Linked DNA regions of Mus musculus: region 1 is linked to region 2. The links are chromatin contacts, found by Hi-C or POLR2A ChIA-PET in ENCODE. All regions are on one chromosome and are shown on one strand. The core of a region is the stretch at or near the end of the contact, and the rest is flanking DNA. Distances in the headings are between cores, read along the strand shown. Region 1 holds the start of Cdc42 (cell division cycle 42). Region 2 has its middle 37 kb from the start of Wnt4.

The links. A loop is a pair of places that touch in the nucleus more often than their neighbours do. ChIA-PET counts read pairs that join two places held with the same protein, here RNA polymerase II (POLR2A).
Region 1: a loop to region 2 is called in a map of heart, with 2.0 times the contacts of the local background. The contact joins the promoter of Cdc42 here to the enhancer-like site in region 2. A Hi-C loop is called at or near these places in 2 of 37 maps with a recorded cell type or tissue (gastrocnemius and heart). POLR2A ChIA-PET finds 5 or more read pairs at or near these places in 2 of 5 experiments (Patski and embryonic stem cell).

Annotation. Positions count from the first base shown.
Region 1 is chr4:137,356,235-137,359,142 of GRCm38, forward strand. It overlaps Cdc42 (cell division cycle 42), which reads right to left and starts at 1,525. Exons shown (of 6, transcript NM_009861.3): 1 at 1,412-1,525.
Region 2 is chr4:137,313,162-137,316,208 of GRCm38, forward strand. No RefSeq gene overlaps it. Among named protein-coding and RNA genes, the nearest start is that of Wnt4, 37 kb to the left of the region's middle. Within about 2 kb of position 1,555, at least 1 of the 3 ENCODE cell types and tissues checked has a DNase peak (open chromatin) inside an H3K27ac peak, as active enhancers do; it is heart, where a contact is called at or near this core.

The DNA.
Region 1 (2,908 bases), core at 275-2,774, 43 kb after region 2:
CCAGCTCTTGAGAGGCAGAGACTAGGAGGTCCCTCTATGTTTAAGGTTAACCGGGGCTACATATGGAGACCCTGTCTCAAGATAAAAAAAAAAAAAAAATCCAAAAGCCCTTTTAATGGAAAAACTAAAGCATGCAACTTTGAAGTTGCAATCCTAACAAAGACAAATCAGGGGTATGACGAAATTCTCTTTTCACCTCATTCTTCAAACCATGCACTGAAGTTGGGTTCTTTACATCAAGTAAGTCACAATTAGTGTGGCAAAGAATTGCTCCTGCAATTCACCCGAGTATATAGCCAAGGGGTCCTTTAAAGATCATACCTACACAAGTGGCTGCAGACAGTGTATATTCCCTGACCAAAATAACTTAAACCTAAGATTTTGAACCTTCGGTATTTTAGGTGCATCTCAGGCAGCCTGAAGACAGGCAACAGGATTTCAACAACAACAAAAAAAAATTGCCACCTTACTCTGAACCAATGTGCTGGGTTGACCCACAAAGGCCGCAAGATGCTGTCTTAATTTGAATAGCCCTGACTTGTAGGAGTTAAAACTCTCACCCCTTATGCTGCGATGACGTAATCTTCCACACTGAATTTCTCCCAGAGTTAAAGGGGTGGAAAGAGGAATTTACAAAATAGTAATAATAACCGACAAAGAAAATTTCCTGCTAGGAACGAGGAACTGAGTAAGTGGCCAGGCGGGGTTTCGGGAGGTGCTTAGGCAGGTCCCGGATGGCAAAGAGGCCGGCCCCGGCAGGAGAGCCCCGGGAGCCGCGGGGCAGGAGAGGACACGGCGCGGGGCTGGAGACCGCCGAGGGGCGCAGGCGCAGAGCCGCCCGGTCCGTCACCTCGGCCCCGGCCCGGCCCGGCCCTGCGGCCGCAGTTCCGCTCCCCTCCCCCGCCAGCCGCAACGCGTCCGTGGCGGGGCCGGGGAAGCAGGAAGTCGAGGCCCACAACGGAGAGACAGCCCCCGGCCTCCGACCCCGGTCCGGACCGGGCGTCTCCCACCCCGCGCCCCGGGGCCTCGGAGCCCGCGGGCGGCCGGAGGGGGAGGGGAGCGGGTGGGATGGGTGTGCCCGGTCCTCTCGCCGCCGCCGCCGCCGCCGCCGCCGCTGACAGCTCGGCCGGGCTGTGCCCTCGGCCGCCGCCATCCCCGGCCGCGCCGCGCCGCCATTCCAGCCCTAAGCCTCGCCGCGACCCCGCCTCGCTTCCCTCAGAACCCGGGCCGGCGGGCGCACGCGACCCCGGCAAGCCCTCCCTCGCGGCCCACCGCCCGCAAGCACCGGGATGCCCCTGCCCGCGAGCATCCTCGAGAACCGAGAGAGGACGGGGGGGGGGGGGACACGCGAAGGGGACCGGGCGGCGCAGAAGACGCTCCCGCAGGGAGGCTTCTCGGGCCCCGCACTCACCTCAGCTTCTCCGCCGGGGCGTTGGCAGCACTGCGCGGGGCCTCCTCGGCTGCCGGACAGGGGCACGCGCCTGACGTCAGCACGCAGGGGACGCATGGTTGGGTGCCCGCGGAAGTGGGAGGGACAAAGAGAGAGAAGGGGCTGAGGGCGGCTCGGGCTCCGCCCCTTGGCGCGCACGCGCGCGGGCTGCGTTCCTTGCATGCTCTGGTTGGCTCTCTGCGCCTTTTAACGGTATTTTTTATCCGTAATAAAACTATGAACAATGATGTGCACGGTGTTGTAACTAAAGTTTATTTTGAGTCTTGCAACTTCGTGAAGAAAAGTGTTGTAAATATGTTTTACTTTTATATTTTTGTTTATTTTATTGAGACAGGGTGTCATTATGTAGCCCTTGCTATCCCAGAATGGCTATGTAGACCAGGCTGTCCCAGAACACAGCAATACTACTGCCTCTGCTTCCAGAGTTCTGATATTTCAAGAAATGTACTACCATGCCTGAGCTGTCTCTCTCTTTTTTGTTGTTGTTTTTTGTTTTTTGACAAGAGTTTCTTTCCATGGGTAGCCCTAGCTGTATTGAAACTTGCTGTGGAGCCCAGGCTAGCCTGGAACTCAGAGAATCCCTTGCCTCTGCTTCCTGGGTGCTGGGATTAAAGGTGTGCATCACCATACCCAGGCTACCGGGTTTGTTTTGTTTTGTTTTGTTTTTAATAACTTGAGACGTGATCTCGTTTAGCGCAGCCTGGATTTGAATGCTTAACTAGGTACCAGAGGTTGATCTTAAACTGCTAAGCCTCTACCTCCGAAGTGCTGAGCTTATAGGCGTGCCCCTCCATAGCCTGCCTCTTTGCTTCTCTGAGAGAGGAAGTGACTTGCTGTGCACAGCTTTATCTGTCTGTTTTTGGAGTGGGAGTTGAGTATCACCCTCGGTTTTGTTTAGAACTAAAGACTTTCCCCCTCAAAAAAGTCCTACATTTACTGTCCCTGAGTGCTCTCCCCTGGCCCCTTTGGTTGGATCTGACCTATCAAATCCTTCTCTTCCCTGTCATCTCGGCGCCTGTTGAATAGCTGCCTTCTCTGGCCGTGTACTAGCTGCTGGAGAATAGAGAGCCTAGCCTTCTGTCAGATGCTCCCCAACATTAGAGGAACCTTATCTCAGTAATGTTCTCTTGCGGGCTGGAGATGTAGCCCAGTCGGTAGAGAGCTTGCCAAGAATGCACGAAGCCCCACGTTAGTGCCTCTACCACATTCATAATCCAAGCTCTGAGATGGATGGCTGTAATCCCAGCACTTGGGAGGTGGAAGCAGAAAAATCTATGGTGACCCTTGGTTGCATAGAAGATTCAGAGTGTCCTAGGATACAAAACATCCATTCTCAAAAAACAGGAGGGTGTGTCTTAAGGAGGCAGAACTCTGAGACCTCAGATGTGTGCTCCTGCATCCAGCTTTATGTGGGCCCTAGGGATTCGAACTCAAGTCCTCACACCTGCGCAGCAATCA
Region 2 (3,047 bases), core at 305-2,804:
AGGTCAGCACAGGATCCAAGAGACCTTGCCTGCAATTCATGAGCTCTGCCTCAAGAAAGAACAAACGAGTCAATAGCTGGCCAGAGGAAATATGAAGTATCTGACACACACACCAGTGGTGCCAGTCTGTGTGTACCATGTGTGGTCCCCTGCAATGCAACTCTACAAACTACTTATAGTGCACAGCAGGGGCTATGGTCTCACTACCGAAGTATCAAAGGTATTCATAACACTGTCCCAAGACTGTATAGCAGTCAAGGCTCTGCACAATTTCCCTAAGTTAGAAGTTCCATAGATTTTATAACTTGATAGTCTGTGGAATTTCTAGACTAAGTCTTAACTTCTTGAAGAATTCACTAGTTTTCCCAGTGCAGCAAGGTACTATAAAGTCAGCTCCATGACTTTCTGTCATTGATTCAAAAAAAAAAAAAGAAAAAGAAAAAGAAAAATCCCAGTAAGGAACTGGTATCCAAATTAGAGTGTAATCTGGAGTGAATTGTCAGAGTTTTAACCTAAATTTACCACTAGATGGAGCTAATCTCAACCATCTAAGAAACTCTTGTCAAAAACTGGCACCAAAATTTAAAATCTCTCTCTATAATCGTTTTGAAGCACTAGACAGTGTGGTATTAGCACAGGCCTTTCCGAAGCTCTGAACTCATGACCACAAAGCACAAATGAAGCTTTTCAGTTTTAGGCTTAGAGCTCACTAACAACCCTCTATTTTCTGCCTCTAGAACTGGCCCAATACCTCATTTATAGCTAGCTAACCACAGTCAAGACACGGGAGCTCAGACTCTACCATAATCAAATACTAATTGATTGTCAAACTAACCCACAAAAGTGGGCACTACTGTTAAATTCCTTACAGCTAAAACTCAACCCTACACCAGGCAGTGGTGGTGTACAACTTTTAAGAGACAGAGGCAAGGAGCTGAGTTCAATGCCAGCCTGGTCTACAGAGCAAGTCTCAGGACAGCCAGGGCTACACAGAGAAACCCTCTCTCAAAAAGCAAGCAAGCAAGCAAACAAAAAACTCAGCCCTAAATAATAATAAAATTCAATGGGGAGACCATGAACAACAGGACAAAGCAGCCGTTGTTTCAATACTTTTCCCAGAAGCCCACCTTGGCTTAATGAGGACAGTTTCCACTCATATTCATCTCTAACATTAATCACCTGGAATCTGCTACTGAGTTCCCTCTGCAGGGTGAACTGAAATATTACTGAGAAGAAAATAATACCGACTTCCCAAATAAAAGTCTAGACAAGCGCACCATCAGGTACTACAAAGTGCTTTTGCTAAAAGCACTCACTTCACACTCGCTCCCAACTCAAACAGGGCAGAGGTCGGCCGACCTTCACCCTACCCAGTTTCCAGGTCAAAACGCTGCCGAACTCTACTCAGAAGCACCCTAGTCTCTGTCTGTCTGGCCTACCAGCGGTACGATCTCATTCTCCTTGGAGGCTTAAGACACAAAGAGTAACTGAGACGCCTCGCTGTCAGCTTTTACAGCGTCCTGTTCCAGACCCCCATAAAGGCACCTGGAAGTCTTCAGTCACTGTCATAAACCAGCAGTTACTTTGGACTGCAGACCATCAGCGCCTGCCAAACAGATCACACCAGGATGAGATCATCCCTAGCAGGGGCCATCAACTCTGGGAACCAGAACAGGGCCTCAGGTATTAACTTCACCAAATCACCCAGCAGAACCTGACTCACTGACCAATCAGACCACACCTTGACCAAAAGCTTAATTATGCATCCCTCCCTACCTCCCAACTCTTCCTATTTCTTTAAAGCTTCAGTCATTACACGCCCCGCCTCCCCCGTCCCCCTTACCACCTCCCTGCCCCGCCAAGCCCCCAGGATGGACTTGGAGTCAACATACCCCTTTTCAGTATTTACCAACATGGCCTTGCTAACTTTCTTTTTTCACTATTCATACCTTTGGTTGGTATATGGGGGTGGGGGTGTTGAATGGCTGAGATTAACATATTGGGCCTCCCGGTATCAGATTGAATACTCCAGGGAAAGTAGTCTAACAATAAGCATACATAGAGCTACTTTACAGGCCAGAGGGCAGCTCCTTAGGATGAGCACTTCAGCTTATCTGCCTACAGACAGTGGCCAGGGGCTAGAGCTCACAGGAAATGCTGCTGAATAGGATGCCTTTGATTCATACTCTAATAGGTAATGGAGTATTCACCTTTACCTTCAAAACCTGTCCTTTCTATTTCAGAAGAAGAACGCAATGCAGACCCATGACACACTTACTGCAGGGTTTTCTTTACATCCTGGCCACATTAGTCTGCACAATTATTTTAAACCTCCCCTATTAAACATATATTTCAGTCTTCCTCCAACACAGGACTCTAATGTATATTATCTTTAATAGGCAAGTATCTACTGTCTCTCGAGTTCTCAATGGTGCACTCCAGTGAAAGTAGTCTCTAACAATAGCATACTTTACAGGCCACAGACAGTCGCTCCAGAGCAGCTCATTAGGATCACCACCTCATGAAAGAAAGGCTTATGTGTGCCTGAGGGTCAGTGATTCCTATGGAGAGCAGAGTGTGGCCGGGGACCATCCTGTCAATAGCTGGCTCTAATGTCCACACTACCCAAAGGCAGCAAGACAGTATGAAGCGAGTCCAGGAAAAGGATGTGGAAAGCAGTGCTCAGCACTGAGGAGTCTGGGGTTGCCCTATTACTCAAACCTGGAGCCAAGAACTTGAAGGTAAACACTGATGACGGAAGGTCAGAGATGTGGGCCCAGATGCAATACAGTTGTGTAAGGTGTCTAAACTGCCTCTTTTTCTTCACCACACACAGAATTAGCAGATTACATAAACTACAAAATATAAAGACTGTGGAAGGACCACAGAACTGCTTGGCCACCTAGCTGTCCTTAAGCCTGTTTTAAACTCTCCTTCCTAAAGTAACAACCACCTCAGCAGAGGAGGAGCTTTGCTCCATAGTTTAGAGCACTAGCTACACCTTCAGGGACCTAGGTTCAACTCCTACTACCCATTCCTCCAGTCCC